Regions from separate parts of the Homo sapiens genome. Here region 2 is linked to region 1. A link is an interaction called in ENCODE POLR2A ChIA-PET data of the cell type or tissue named here. Cell type or tissue: B cell. All regions are shown on one strand.

Region 1 (8,000 bases):
ATTGTAAAGGCTAGATTAAACCCTGGATTTCAGAAAGCTTTAGGAATCCCAAGCCTGCCACCATCTCAGTTGTCTACACTTCTAGGACCAGGATTTGTACCAAGAAAGAAGCAGCAGGGGGTACTCCTGAGCCATCCCTCCCTCCCAGGTTCTGGTTACTACAGCTTCTCCTGACGCTCTTTCTGCTAAAGCCACTATCAGGTGTCCATTAACGCAGAGATTTTCTTCAGACACTGTTCTGGACTAGTGCAGTTGGTGTTGAACTTGACCGATTATGGTCAGGGACATCTATAAGCAATGTCCAGGACCAACTACAAGGAGGGCTTGACTTTAATGAAGCTGCAGCTCTTGCAAATAATCTCGTTCCCTGTCTCTGGCAGACTACCAACCCAGCCCCTGTACCCATACCCCATCAGTCTGGACCAACCAGTAGTCACCTCCTGCTGGCATGGCTAAATAACCTTAACCTCACTGTCCAGAAAGAGCTGTTAGGATTATAGCCTGGACATGATCATTCACATTTTTTGCAGTGAGAAAATGCAGAAGAGAAAATGGTGGCCCAAGAAAGCCAAGTGGGTTGCCCAAGGCCACACAGCTAGTTAATGGCAGAGCCTGAACTATAAAACCCAGACTCTTCACTGTACTCTGCTGCCAGGGAACGAAGGAACTAATCCTGAAGCAGGATTTTTTTTTTTAAACTAGCTTCTCCTTTTATTCCCCTACCACAACCCTATCACTCTCAGCCTTTCTGCAAGCTCTGCCAGGCCTGGGAAGGGTGGAGCCACAGCAGCTGCTGCCCTGGGTCTAAGAAAAAGTAAACAGAAAGCTATTTGTTGGACGCTGTCTTATACCATGAGGTTCATGTAATCAAAAGGAGGTCAAGGTTGATAAGAAAATACAATTACCAGGAAGTCTCAAAGGTTGCCCACACCTTTAGGGCACTTTCCTACCTAGCCAAGCAGTATCTCACCTAGAGTGGGTATTTAGTAACTTTCAATGATTGATTACAGGGGTCCAAACCCACAGTGCACGAAGCTCTTCTGCATCTTTCTTCTGTGCAGGAGGTGCATGCATACTCTGGGTGTTATCCTAGCTGATCTGCCTGGCTCCTCTCAGTGAGAGGCTCTTCCTTGTGGGTGAAGCATGATGTCATGATGTCATATCTGGATGGTGGCCCCTGTAAGTGCAAAGAATTATTGTAGCCAAAATCTACCACCCACCTTCTACTGACATTAAAGTTTCCTTTTACTGGGCCAGAATTAAAAGGTAGGTGTTTCTGGTCCATACTAGGGATAGCCAGGAGGGTTGGGAGGAAAAGGAGGCTTAGCCAGCCTCCAATGAGGATGTGGTTGCCAGTTAAGATTATAAATGGAGGCTGGGCACGGTGGCTCGTGCCTGTAATCCCAGTGCTTTGGGAGGCTGAGGCGGGCGGATCACAAGGTCAAGAGATTGAGACCATCCTGGCCAACATGGTGAAACCCCATCTCTACTAAAAATACAAAAAAGTTAGCTGGGCATGGTGGCACATGCCTGTAATCCCAGCTACTCGGGAGGCTGGGGTAGGAGAATCACTTGAACCTGGGAGGTGGAGGTTGCAGTGAGCCAAGATCCACCATTGCACTCCAGCCTGGGCGACAAGAGCGAAACTCCGTCTCAAAAAAAAAAAAAAAAAAAAAAAAGATGGACTCCTTTGGCCAAGGGAGTTGATTGGACCCACCAGACTCCTTGAGTCCTGCCCAACAGTCTCCACTGGCAGATGCTGTGCCTGGAGAGGCAGGAATAGCTTTGTATAGATCAATGTGAAGGACAGAGTCCTGCACCACCTCCCTCTAGCATGTATTAGATACTTGCAAATATATGCAAATCCGAGCCCAGATGGGTGTTGTCCAGTTCAGAAGGGTTATCTTCTCAAGCAATTAGAAGTAATTGGGTCTCTAGGTCAGCATTTAGGAAAGGGGATGGCAGGAGAGGCTCCACAGCCATCTTTCAGGACACCTGCTTGCTGGGGTGCAGTTAGAATACAGCCACCAAGTTGTGACTCCCTCCCTTCCAGCCTGCCAGGTGATTGGACAGTGTGGACACGTGTCCCTGTCCAGCCAGGCTCTCAGAGCCTGTGGCACTCATTTATTCCTCAGAAGTGTGTCTGTCCTTTCACTCAGGAACATTTGCCAAGTGTGTCAAATGGGCCATGTCTGCTAGGTGCTAGAAAACCAAACACAATTGAGGCACCGCCCTGGAGGACCTCACCAAGACAGGGGTAAGCTGGGCACGAAGGCAGACATCTCACAGGTCAACCCCGGTGCTGGTCAGGAGCCATGACTATAGGAGCTGGAGGGAGCGAGGAGGCCACCATGCGCAGCCCAGTGGCCCTCCTTTTCCAGCCTGAGCCAGCACTGTCAGGCGTAGAGCGTCTCGGATTCTGCAGGTGCCTGGGTGGGAACACCTTGGTATTTCTCTCACCCTGGGGTCTTGTACCACTTGTCAGCTTGGAGCGGGAGCTTGGTAACAGTTGGGCAACTTCAGCACTCTGGGGGAAAGAAGTGCATTTTCAGAAGCGTAGGGACAGTCAGGAGAAATTTGCTCAAATGTTGCTTGGGCACAGTGGCTCATGCCTGTAATCCCAATGACTTGGGAGGCTAAGGCAGGAGGATTGCCTTTTAGGCCAAGAACTGGAGACCAGCCTGGACAACATAGTGAGATCCACCTCCAAAAAAAAAATTTTTTTAAACTAGCTGGACATTGCCAGGCGCAGTGGCTCACACCTGTAATCCCAGCACTTCGGGAGGCCAAGACAGGCAGACCACTTGAGGCCAGGAGGTCAAGACCAGCCTGGCCAACATGGTGAGACCCGTCTCTACTAAAAATACAAAAATTAGCCAGGTGTGTTGGTGGGCACTTGTAATCCCAGCTACTCGGGAGGCTGAGGCACAAGAATCACTTGAACCTGGGAGGCAGAGGTTGCAATGAGCCATGATCGCACCACTGCACCCCAGCCTGGGCGACAGAGCAAGACTCTGTCAAAAAAAAAAAAAAAAGATTAGCTGGGCATGGTGGTGCTTACCTGTAGTCCAGCTACTTCAGAGGCTGAGGTGGGATGATCACTTGAGCTCAGGAGTTCGAGGCTGTAGTAAGCTATGGTTGTACCACTGCATTCCAGCCTGGGTGACAGAACAAGTCCTCTTCTCAAAAAAGAAAATATAGTTCAAAGTAGAATCAGACAGTGAGTAGCCAGCTAATAAACACATAACTGACCACCTCCCACCCCTCCAAGTGAGAATTGGGAGGGCAGTGACCACACTGGCACATCCCATAGGCTTGGTGCCACTAGAGAGTTGTAGGCAGGTAGATCAAGGCAGTGCTTCTAGGTAACTGGGTTCAGCATTCCAAGAAGGCCTTTCAAGGGTTTCAACAGAGAAGGCTCTTGGTCATCCTCATATTCCTGCTGGCCAGCACGGTGCCTGAAACATGGTAGCCACTGATTAAATATTTGCTGTTGAGTGAAAGTACAAGACTTGAATCCAAACTCCTCCCGCTAAGCCCTGCTGGCCTCGGGGAGGACGAGAGAGCCGTGGGCTGTTTCATGATTTACCCTCTTTTACCAAAGAATCGTGTGAGATCCTCTGAGAATATTCCTCATCATGCCCCATGTCCCAAGCCCTTTTTTACCTTCCCAAGGGAGGACAAGAATATGACCCCTCATTATAAAGGGACCCCTCTGCCACTCATGTCCTCAAGCTGGTTACTTGGTCCAGCTTGTCAAAGAGCATGTGGGGCAGCATCTGAAATGAGGCCAGGGTCAAGGTTGCCCCGCCACAGGGCGGAGCTGGACCTGTGCCTCCTTCCATGCATTGGAAGCCTTCTGTGGAAGCTGAGTTCTTTGGGTTTCTTGTTTATTCTGAAGTTCCTCAAACTAGTTCCTCAATTTCAGAACCAGTCACCAGTGACTACAATGAACTTGAATTCTCCTATACAGGGAGCCTGAGCCTGTCTTTCTTCATCTTTTCTGAACACAGGTAGACGCTGCTTGAAGCCACTCCCACCTCTGAAAACCAGATTTCTAAACCCAGAAAGGAGCGGTGGGTGGTTGTATTTCAGCGAGATTGACCGTAGCCTAGGGAACTTCTTGCTCAGAATCCACCCCAAAAGGTTAAATAAGGAGAGTTGTTTTTCACAACCAAAATGCTGCTTGTAACGATGATCTCAAAGCTTGGCAAGATCACAAAGTACGTTTTGAGTCATCAAAGAAACTGGCTGTGTTTCACATGATTTTAGTGTCAAGGGCAATTATGGCCATCTAATCTTTGGAAATTGGTCATGTTAAGTGGCATACAGGGCAGCCCCCACTTAATCAGAATATTCAGTTACACAAAATACCCTAAGTTGCTGATTTCGATGACACTTGAAATTTTTTTAATTAATTAATTAATTAATTTTTTTTTTTAATTTTTTGAGACAGAGTCTCACTCTGTTGCCTAGGTTGGAGTGCAGTGGCACAATCTCGGCTCACTGCAACCTCCACCTCCCGGGTTCAAGCGATTCTTGTGCCTCAGCCTCCCGAGTAGCTGGGATTACAGGCACCCACCACCACACCCAGCTAATTTTTGTATTTCTAGTGGAGGCAGCGTTTTGCCATGTTGGCCAGGCTGGTCTCGATCTCACAACCTCAGGCAGTCCGCCCGCCTGGGCCTCCCAATGTGCTAGGATTACAGGTGTGAGCCACCACTCCCGGCCTGAAAAATTTTTTATACAATATACATTAAACATTCCTTGTTGCTTATTGTATAAAATTAAGTACACGTGTGACAGGTTTTTATCTCAATACTACCTTGCCCGACATGTTCTCCTGCATATTGGGTCTTTGTGGATCCATGATGCCCCCTGTGGCGTCTTTTCTATTTGCTGTTGGCTCTCCTTGTGCAAAGGATTTGAAGGTTGAATTGAAAATACCATTGTAATACTTCTCTTTTAAAGCTTATAAAATGCCCTGTATCAGGGCCTGGGGGCAAAAGTACTGATGAAATTTATGAAGATAGCAAATGATGCTCGAGTCTTTGTTATAAAAAGAATGGTAAATAGGTTCAAGAAGCCTGCAGCCAGGCTTTGTAAAGTGAATGGCAAATTTGCATTTGTCATAGAATTTCTCCTTGGAATGGGCCTGGCTATGTCAGGCCTGGGTGGGCTGAGGAACACAGGCCCACCACAAGTCCAGCTTGGAGTCTTTCTTCCCTGTTGTCATTTTAAAGTTGCTTTTTCCAGAACATAGGCTGGCTGTAGTTCATGCTTCCTAATTAAGGTGCTTCCTCCCAGGCCAGTCCCTGAATTTCTCACTAACCTTTGACTTGTGACAGCTTCTGCATCTCGGTCCCAATTTTTAAAGCTTAGATCATTTGGGAGTAGGAAGAGTGTCATGGTTAAGAGTATGGGCTTTGACATAAAAGTCTCTTGTGCAAATCCTGCCGCTGCCACTTCACTGCTGTGTGGCCTTGGGCAAATTACTTGGCCTACTGAGGCCCAGTTTCTTCCTCCTTGTAAACGGATAACATTAGTGCCTTGCTCACAGAGTTGTGAGGATTCAAGAAAAAAATGCACGCATTACCTAATACATGGCAGATAATAATAGCTGTCATTATTATTCATTTGTATGATTACCAACAACCAGCATGTAGTTATGTGTATACAAATAGCAGATTGTTGTAACACTCAAAGATGACCACAGGACAACTAATTTCAGCTTTAGCTGCCAAGGAATTGTGGGTCCCAGTTCATCACGCAGAGCTGAGGCACTGCCAGTGGACACAGAAGCCAGATGGGGTGTGCAGAATGCTCTTCAAAGAACATCTTCATGGGTTCTTGCCGACCACTCTGTCCCTCTGCTTTCAGGATTGTCCTCCTCCTGCTTTGACCACATCTGTTCCAGACTTTCTGTCTGATGCTAGGGCTGCTGGCTAGAAGCTGTGGGAGGTAGGCTTCAGTGCCTTATAGCAGCAACTTTGAAGCAACTTAACACTTATAGACCATGACTCACATCTGTAATCCTAGCACTTTGGGAGGCTGAGGTGGGCAGATCACTTGAGGCCAGGAGTTTGAGATCAGCCTGGCCAAGATGGCACAATCCCATTTCTACAAAAAAATAAATAAATGAAATTAGCCATGCGTGGTGGTACATGCCTGTAATCCCAGCCACTTGGGTGGCTGAGGCATAAGAATCGCTTGAATTCGGGAGGTGGAGGTTGCAGTGAGCCAAGATCACACCACTGCACTCCAGCCTGGGTGACAGCAAGACTCTGTCTCACAAAAAAAAAAAAAAAAACGGCCGGGCGCTGTGGCTCACGCCTGTAATCCCAGCACTTTGGGAGGCCGAGGCAGGTGGATCACGAGGTCAGGAGATCGAGACCATCCTGGCTAACATGGTGAAATCCTGTCTCTACTAAAAATACAAAAAATTAGCTGAGCGTGGTGGCGGGTGCCTGTAGTCCCGCTACTCAGGAGGCTGAGGCTGGAGAATGGTGTAAACCCGGCAGGCAGAGCTTGCAGTGAGCCGAGATTGCGTCACTGCACTCCAGCCTGGGCGACAGAGCAAGACTCCGTCTCAAAAAATAAAAAAAATAAAAAAACATAAAACCAAAAAAAATCTTACACTTCCAGTCATACAAAGGTCTGACTGCTCATCTTGTAGCGGCTTCCATCTCACTGGAGGTTCCACTGATGTTTCCAGAGTGCCCACTGCATGCCAGGCACTGTGCTATGTAATTTAAACTTTGTTCCTTGCATTGAGTCACCGTGTAAAATTCTATCATGTAGGTTTGAGGATCCCTATATTACAGATAAGACTCCTGAGTCTCAGATTATGTGACCTGCCCATGGTCACACACCAGAGTATTGAGAAACTAAGATTCAAACTCAGATCTTCTGACTCCAAGGCCATCCTGTCATGTAGCTGAATGGCCATTCCTCAGGATTAGTAAGTAATATGTTGGAAGAAATTACCTCTGAGGGTCTTTCTGATCCTAAGAGCACTTTGATTATTCCTTTATGATTTATTTATCCATCTACCCATTTTTTCCCCATCTAGACTATAGGCATGTTGAAAGCAAGGATAGCATCTTCACAGCAAATAAATAATACAATGTTTGGAAACCACCTATCTGATGCTATCTACTTCTCTGACACATAGAAACAGGAGAAAAGATATAACCCATTAACAAAAGAGTCACCCAGAAATTCCAATCCCAAGAGCTTACCACCTAGAATTCCTTCTACATGTACACATAAATGTGAATAAGGGTAGAGTTTTTTCCATTATTACGTATAAGTGAAAAATTGGAAACAAAGTTTCCAGGTGGGAAAATGATGATACATCTGTACCTTCCAATCTTATGAAGCCTTAAAAAGAATGAATTAGAGGTCAACCATGGTGGCTCACACCTGTAATCCCAGTACTTTGGGAGGCCAAGGCGGGTGGATTGTTTGAGGTCAGGAGTTCAAGACCAGCCTGACCAACATGGTGAAACCCCGTCTCTACTAAAAATACAAAAATTAGCCGGATGTGGTGGCTGACGCCTGTAACTCGGAAGGTTGAGGCAGGAGGATCACTTGAACTCGGGAGACGGAGGTTGCAGTGAGCCAAGAATGGGCTGCTGCGCTCCAGCCTGGGCGACAGAGCGAGACTCCGTCTCAAAAAAAAAAAAAAAAAAAAGAAAAGAAAAGAAATAAATCTAAATGTGCTGAGATGGAATAGTATTCATAGTATCTTAAGTGAAAGATACAATTTGTATGACATTACATGTGTATAATCCATGTTTCTTTTAAAAATAGTCCCAAACTAGGCCAGGCACGGTGGCTCACGCCTGTAATCCCAGCACTTTGGGAGGCCGAGGCGGCTGGATCACGAGGTCAGGAGATCAAGACCATCCTAGCTAACACGGTGAAACCCCGTCTCTACTAAAAATACAAAAAAAAAAAAAAGTCCCAAACTATATGTTTATATATGTATAGTAATT
Region 2 (8,000 bases), 620 kb after region 1:
TTTGAGCTCCTGGGCTCAAGTGATCCTCTTGCCTCAACCTCCTGAGTAGGTAGGACAAAAGACATGCACCACCACTTTTTTTTTTTGTAGAGCTGGGGTCTCATTATGTTGACCAGGTTAGTCTCGAACTCCTGGCCTCAAGCAATCCTCCCTTGTCAGCCTCCCAAAGTACTGGGATTACAGGTGTAAGCCAGTGTGCCTGGCCATTATACAAAATATTAAATCAAAATTTTTTTCTTTTTTTGAGACAGAGTCTCACTCTGTTGCCCAGGCTGGAATGCAGTGGCATTATCTCAACTCACTGCAACCTCCGTGTCCCGAATTCGAGTGAATCTCCTGCCTCAGCTTCTCAAGTGGCCAAGTAGCTGGGACTATAGGCATGCATTACCACACCTGGCTAATTTTTATATTTTTAGTAGAGACAGGGTTTTGCCATGTTGGCTAGACTGGTCTTGAACTCCTGACCTCAGTGATCCACCCACCTTGGCCTCCCTAAGTGCGGGGATTACAGGCGTGAGCCACCGCGCCCAGCCAACCACGCCCAGTTTAAACCACGCCCAGTTTAAACAGGCACCACGCCCAGTTTAAACCAAAAATTTTAAAAATAATTAATACTTAACACTATTAAATCGTATACTTAAAAATAGTTAAGATGGCAAATTGTGTATTTTACCACAAGTAAAGATAAAAATAAATGAATAACTTATGAACAAATTCCCAGAAGCAGAAATGCTGGGTCTTTTCAAACAAACAGTCCTCCAACAAGACCAGATCCATTTACTTTCTGCTCTAACATTTTCCAATGTCTTTTACCCAAGCACAGTTCAATACAGCATATTATCAGACTTTTTTGATCTGAAAAGCGGACGTGGTATTTCACTGCAATCTTAATTTGCGTATTTTATTTTTTGTAAGCTTTCAATTTGTCGCTTATCCATTTATATAATTTTTTCTTTTTTTTTGTTGAGACAGAGTTTTGCCCTTGTTGCCCAGGTTGGAGTACAATGGCGTAATCTCAGCTCACTGTAACCTCCGCCTCCTGGTTTCAAGCAATTCTCCTGCCTCAGCCTCCCAAGTAACTGGGATTACATGCGCCTACCACCATAGCTGGCTAATTTTTTTGTTTTTTTTGTTTTTTTTTGAGATGGAGTCTCACTCTGTTGCCCAGGCTGGAGAGCAGTGGTCAGATCTCGGCTCACTGCAAGCTCTGCCTCCCGGATTCGCGCCATTCTCCTGCTTCAGCCTCCCTAGTAGCTGGGACTATAGGCGCCCGCAACCACACCCAGTTAATTTTTTTTTGTATTTTTAGTAGAGACGGGGTTTCACCTATTATCCAGGATGGTCTCGATCTCCTGACCTCGTGATCTGCCCGCCTCGGCCTCCCAAAGTGCTGGGATTACAGGTGTGAGCCACCGCGCAGGGCCATTTTTTTGTATTTTTTTAGTAGAGATGGGGTTTCACCAGTTGGCCAGGCTGGTCTCGAACTCCCGACCTCAGTTGATCTACCCGCGTTGGCCTTCCAAAGTGCTGGGATTACAGGCGTGAGCCACCGTGCTTGGCCTTATATAATATTTTTTAAAGCATGAGCTATGTTACTTTTGTAGTAAAATAGCCATTGAGGATATTCTTAAAATTTAGGGTCTGGAGAACCTTGATTCAGTTTTTGAGAAGCTTGTTGATGCTTTCAAAAAACCTTATTGCATTATGGCCAGGAGCAGTGTCTCATGCCTGTAATCCCAGCGCTTTGGGATGCCGAAGCAGGTGCATCACCTGAGATCAGCAGTTTGAGACCAGCTTGGCCAACATGGCAAAACCCTATCTCTACTAAAAATAGGAAAAAAATTAGCCGGGTGTGGTGCTGGGTGCCTGTAATCCCAGCTACATGGAAGGGTGAGGCAGGAGAATTGCTTGAACCCAGGAGACGGAGGTTGTAGTGAGCTGAGATCATACCACTGCACTCCAGTCTGGACGACAACCGTGAGACTCCACCTCAAAACAAAAACCAAAAAAACCTTATTGCATAATACCTATATCAATTTCCTGATTTACTATTATACTGTCTTTATGTTTGATGTTACTATTGGGGGAAACTGGGTGAAGGTGTGCAGGACTCTATGTACTATTTTTGAAACTTCTTGTGAGGCTGTATTTCTAAAAAACAAAATTTTGTGATGTTTTTCTGGTTTGGGGGCTCTGCACTGACCAGCTATCATCCTTGAGCCATGATGGCACCCAGGTCTGTGAACTGACAAGCCCTACCTGCAAGACAGCTACTAGATTAGAAAGAATAACTGAGGACTTGAAAAAGAGGCAAGCCTTTGGAGGCTGACTCTGGCCTCTGACTCTGTTAGTGTCACATTCTATCTAACTCAGCGAGCACACAGAAGCCACGCAACTAAAATTCACACTCTGCCATATTTCTTACATTTGTATCTGTGCCATTCATTTAGTGTCCATTCATTTACATAATCCCAATGCCACTAAGGGTAGACCTCTGCAATAAGAGGACCTCTGCAAGGTATACAAACTCCTTTCCTTCTTTTTTTGTTGTTATCCCCTGAATATCTTCTATTTGAATCCTGTAGCTCAAGCCATACATGACTCTCTGGAGGCCCCCTAGCAAGCCTTTGAATTCACAGTTCCCCTGCATCTGGATCTACCCCCTTTTTCCCTCCAGTCCCTTTATGTAAAGAACTCCTACCATTCTTCAAGAAAGTTCAAGCATCATCTCCACTGGGAAGCCTTCCTGGATTTCCTATGAACCTCTCCCCACCTGCTTCCAACTCCACTCCAACAGGTAAAGTTAACTCAATCTTCTAGGCATCCTACTGCAATCTCCGCTAGATAAAGCTCCATTAAAACATTTATATCACTATATTGTCATCATTTGTTTAAACATGTCTGTTCCTAATGGATTAAAAACCCCTGAGGACATATATTTTGTGACATTCATTTTTGTGTTTTCAGTGCCAGCAACAATGCCATACTGAAGGTACTCAGTACATATTTGAGGAAGGAGTTAGCCAGGACCTTGCCAGCTTCCTCTGCACTTCAGCTAAAGCCAACCAAATTCTTGGGTAATTCATTCCAGCCCAGAGCCAGGTGTTTTGACGTCAGCTGAAGCTCTCATAACTCTGCCAAAGAAGAGTTCTTGCCACTGGTTAGGCGCCCTCTAGTTGTGTGACTCTCTCCATATCTGTCTCCTTATCTTTAGTGATTTTGTTTGTTCGTTTGTTTGTTTGTTTTTGAGATGGAGTCTCACTGTCGCTCAGGCTGGAGTGCAGCGGCGCGATCTTGGCTCACTGCAACCTCCGCCTTCCGGGTTCCAGCGATTCTGAGTAGCTGGGATTACAGGCCCGCGCCACCACACCTGGCTTTTGTTGTTGTTGTTGTTTGTTTTGAGACGGAATTTCGCTCTTGTTGCCCAGGCTGGAGTGCAATGGCACGATCTCTGCTCACCGCAACCTCCGCCTCCTGGGTTCAAGCGATTCTCCTGCCTCAGCCTCCCACGTAGCTGGGATTACAGGCATGTCCCACCACGCCCGGCTAATTTTGTATTTTTAGTAGAGACGGGGGTTCTCCATTTTGGTCAGGCTAGTCTCGAACTCCAGACCTCAGGTGAGCTGCCCACTTTGGCCTTCCAAAGTGCTGGGATTACGGGAGTGAGCCACCGTGCCCGGCCTTATTTTTGTATTTTTACTAGAGACGGGGTTTCACCATGTCGGCCAGGCTGGTCTCGAACTCCTGACCTCAGGTGATCCACCCGCCTCGGCTTCCCAAACTGTTGGGATTACAGGCGTGAGACATGGCGCCCGGCCTGTCTCCTTATCTTTAAAATGTGGACAATAAAAGCATCTCCCCACAGGGCTGTAGGGAGGATTACAAGAGATAATGCATGAAAAGCTTTTGGCACAGTGCCTAGCAGAGGGTGGGGTACGCTTCTCAAAGAATAGTCCCGTGCACGCGTTGAATCAATGAGTGGAAGAAATAACTTGAGGTTGCCTGTTTATTTACTGAGTGCCTACCATGGAATCAGGGAAGGTTTTCTGCAACCTTTACTTTGACAGGGAAGGGCTTGTACAGGTGAAGGTGGTAGCCGTCGGTAGCGACGACGAGGGTATTCCAGGCTGTCAGGAGGTTCTTGCCAGACAGCTGTGTGGGAGTGGGCGGCCAGCATCCCCCGAAAGCGCGGGGAAGGCAGCTCGGTCGGGTGGAGGAAGCGATGGCATCCACGCTGAGCTCCAGTCCTGGGTAGTTATTAGCCGCGTGACTTTGGCCAAATTACTGCACCTCTCTCAACTTCCCGAACTGTAGAATGAGTCTGTTAAGAATACTCACATGCCAAGCATCTTGTGAGATCACGCGACCGCACGTATGCGAAGACGCGCTTCATCTAGAAAGCACAAAACTCTCAAGCCGGCCGACACGGCTGCGCTCTTTGCACTTACGGGCCTGGGCTTCCTCTTCAGGCATGCGCGGTGGACCTGCGGCGCGGCCCGTCAGGCACTGCGGTAGGCGCCCTAGGGGCTTGCAGGACCCTGACCCCAAGATGGCGGCGCCCAGCGAAGTGGCCGCGATAGCCCCTGGCGAAGGCGATGGCGGAGGCGGCGGCTTTGGCTCCTGGCTGGACGGACGGTTGGAGGCACTGGGAGTGGACCGAGCCGTTTATGGAGCCTACATCTTGGGTATCCTGCAGGAGGAGGAGGAAGAAGAGAAGCTGGACGCTCTGCAGGGGATCCTCTCTGCTTTCCTGGTGAGTAGCCTGGACACATTCCTTCAGCCTCTGGCCAGCATCTGAGGACCTGTCAGTACTTTGCACCCTCCCTCCCCTACCGGGTATCCCAGAGGCTCAGTGGTCTCACCTGGGAGAGGTATACTCCTCTGATATCTGGGCGGCGGGGGAAGGAGGTTGCTCCCCAACCAGGTGTGGGAAGCCTGAAAGCTGCAGGTACACAGAGAGGAAGGGCTTTCTCGTATTCTTGGGGACAAGGCCCTCTCCGATGCTTGTGAGTGAGCCGAGGAGGGTTCTTCCGAAGGCATTGAAATGTCAGAATGGGAATGTTATCATAAATATCTGACGACCAATTCCATTTCCATCCGTTTACAGTGTTCACTGGGGGTATTAAAATGCTCTTGGGAGGTCTGTGCCTATTACAAGGCAGTTCCCAGGGCTGTCCCATGACAGAAGCCTGCAGGAAGTGCCCTTTTGATTCTTATATGGATGTAGGAGTCCATAAAAGGTAAGCTGGTGGTAGAAGTCTTTTCATGCCCACGCAGAACTGAAGCAAACGTCGTGCTTGATCCATTACAGTATTTACAGTAATCATTGGTGGTGGGAAGGAGGGTATGAGAGAGATCAGAGCTTTAACGAAGAGAGAGAAACTTAGTCCTTAGCCTGTTAGAAGCAAGGTATTCAGAAATGTGTACTTTAAGCTATGTTTACATAGTAAGTCACCCAGATGTCCACTTTTTCAACCTGATCATTTCTGCTGCCTTCATCTTCACTTCCCACACCTCCAACATACACACTTATTAGACTGGTTATTACAGATTAAATTGGTTGTAGGTGCTACCTGTGGCTGTCTAACAAATTGTTTCCTTTTAAATACAAGCTTAAAAATAAAATTTACTTGAATCATCACTAAATGCTGTAGAAGCTAGAGTTGTCTCTGCATTCATGGATTAGAGGAGATCCTGGATACCTGATTGCTACTGTGAGAGCCACCTGTCTGTCCATCAAAGGCTTTATCCTCTGGCATTTATTACAATGGACAGGTTAGAAAAATGGGTTCTTTGTTATTCTCAAAACCAATTTTGAAAGGCTAGTAATAGAATCAAAATGTACCATGAGGTGGGGCACAGTGGCTCATGTTTGTAATCTCACCACTTTGGGAGGCTGAGGTGGGAGGATTGCTTGAGGCCAAGAGTTCCACACCACACTGGGCAACATAGCAAGACCCTGTCTCTACAAAAAAATTTAAAAAATTAGCCAGGTATGGTGGCGCATACCTGTAGTCCCAGCTACTCAGAAGTCTGAAGTGGGAGGATCACTTGAGCCTAGGAGGCTGTGGCTGCAGTGAGCCGTGATTGTGCCACTGCACTCCAGCTTGGGTGACAGAGTGACCCTGTCTCAAAGAAAAAAAAATTAGTATAAATATATATAGATATAAATGTACATATTCATATCTCATTTTTTTAAAAGGGTAGAAGGCAGAAACATTTTCAAATCCAAAAGTGTTTTGTGAAAGCGGAAACAAGTGCTAGGAAAAAATCACTCACATTTGGTGGAAGCAGTTCATAGATTGGGTACATGGTTGAAATATAACACTAGTGCAGCTGTCCCAGATTCTTCTGGCAGTAACCCATTTGAGTTCCAGAGCCTCTTCTGGCAAGATTGGCTTATAAATGGGAAAACTTTAACACAGCCTGTGAGGAAGCTTGGAAGTTCACTGGAAATACAAGACAGTGGAATCAATTCTTTTTTTGGACCACAACATTACAGATTATAGGGAGAAAGAGTAGGAGGCAAGCAATTTAAGGTAGTTTTTATTTACAGCTGGGAAGTTTCTAAACACTCCATGAAGCTGTTGAAATAACTTTGAGACTTCTTGGTACCAGCTTCTTGATCAGTCCATCATTATTTGGAGCTGTTTCTGTTGATAAAGGTAGACATTAGTTTGCCTTTTTTTTTTTTTAAGAGAGTCTCGCTCTGTTATAGTAATGTGATCATAACTCACTGTAGCCTTGAACGACTGGACTCAAGCAATCCCCTCTCATCAGCCTCCCAAGTAGCTAGGACTACAGGCACCTGCCATCACATATCATGCCTGGCTAACTTTTTTTTTTATGTTTTATGTTTTATTTTTTGAGACAAAGTCTCACTCTGTCACCCAGGCTGGAGTGCAGTAGCAAAATCTCGGCTCACTGTAACCTCTGCCTCCTGGGTTCAGGTGATTCTCAGCCTCCCGAGTAGCTGGGATTACAGGCATATGCCACCATGCCTGGCTAATTTTTATATTTTTAGTAGAGATGGGGTTTCACCATGTTGACCAGGCTGGTCTCAAACTCCTGACCTCAAGTGATCCACCCATCTCAGTCTCTCAAAGTGCTGGGGCTATAGGCGTGAGCCACCACACCCAGCCATGCCTGGCTAATTAAAAAAAAAAAATTTTTTTTTGTAGAGACAGGGTTTTGCCATGTTGCTCAGGGTGGTCTTATGCTCCTGGGCTCAAGACATCCTCCTGCCTTGGCCTCCCAAAGTGCTGAGATTACAGATGTGAGCCTCTGTGCCTGACTTGGGCTAGGATTTAATATGAGGAATTTAGAAGTTTGTTAGCAATAATCTGAGGTAAAATTCAAGAACAGTGGCATATAGTTAGGAGCAAATAACAGTAAACAAAAACTTTTATCATCCTTCTCTTCAATAGTACTTGCATTGGTTGATTGATTTATCAAATTTTTATTGATGGATTACCGTATGCCAGGCACTACCCTAAGTGCTTGGGGCACTTCAAAGAATAAAACAGATAGAAATTCCTGCCCTCATGCGGTTACATTCTAGCATGGAAAAGCATCACTAGTAAATTATATAGTATGTTACAAAGTGATAAGTGCCAGGGAAAAAGGAGCATTGTAAGTAGGATAAACTTTCCTCTTAGTGCCTTGAACATAGCAGGCACCTTCTGTATAAATAAATGAAGGAATGGATGATTGAACTACATTGATTTGGATGAGGAGACTGAGGAAATAAACCACTTTGTCCTCTTAAGAGTTCCCGTTCTCTTTTGCCTCTCTGCTGCTCCTTTTCCTGCCATTCTTTTTCTTTTGGTGGGGGATTTTAAAAGAGCTGTACCACTTTCTCATCCTTTTTTCTTTTTCTGTTTCTTTGCTTTTCTTGCTGGTGGGGGTTGGGGGAAACCCATGAACTATTGAAACTCTGGACCAAGGAAGTTCTGTGTGTCTAGCATGTAGCTAAAAGGATGCAAGGTAGAGGAAGAAAT

What was found. Peaks named below come from ENCODE experiments on the same cell type or tissue, not always from the same donor. Only the 100,000 strongest peaks of a DNase experiment are listed, where the experiment ranks them.
Region 2: POLR2A ChIA-PET joins it to region 1 with 10 read pairs; 2 of 35 experiments call an interaction of 5 or more read pairs at or near these places.

The regions. Positions count from the first base shown.
Region 1 is chr17:45,303,707-45,311,706 of GRCh38, reverse strand. The region is part of intron 1 of MAP3K14 (mitogen-activated protein kinase kinase kinase 14); the gene reads left to right. Among named protein-coding and RNA genes, the nearest start is that of MAP3K14, 9.3 kb to the left of the region's middle. RefSeq lists an enhancer at 3,856-3,995. In B cell, no CTCF peak of the experiment used is centred here; a DNase peak (open chromatin) is centred at 3,956; H3K4me3 peaks cover 2,048 bases; H3K27ac peaks cover 7,377 bases.
Region 2 is chr17:44,686,303-44,694,302 of GRCh38, reverse strand. CCDC43 (coiled-coil domain containing 43) reads left to right here and starts at 4,527. Exons shown (of 5, transcript NM_144609.3): 1 at 4,527-4,753. The coding sequence starts at 4,550. It overlaps LOC105371792 (a long non-coding RNA gene), which reads right to left. Exons shown (of 4, transcript XR_007065769.1): 2 at 6,280-6,449; 3 at 6,010-6,125; 4 at 5,290-5,362. LOC124904010 (a long non-coding RNA gene) reads right to left here and starts at 4,522. Exons shown (of 2, transcript XR_007065770.1): 1 at 4,449-4,522; 2 at 3,993-4,308. RefSeq lists enhancers at 4,397-4,536, 4,205-4,794. In B cell, no CTCF peak of the experiment used is centred here; DNase peaks (open chromatin) are centred at 3,112 and 4,432; H3K4me3 peaks cover 1,696 bases; H3K27ac peaks cover 1,437 bases.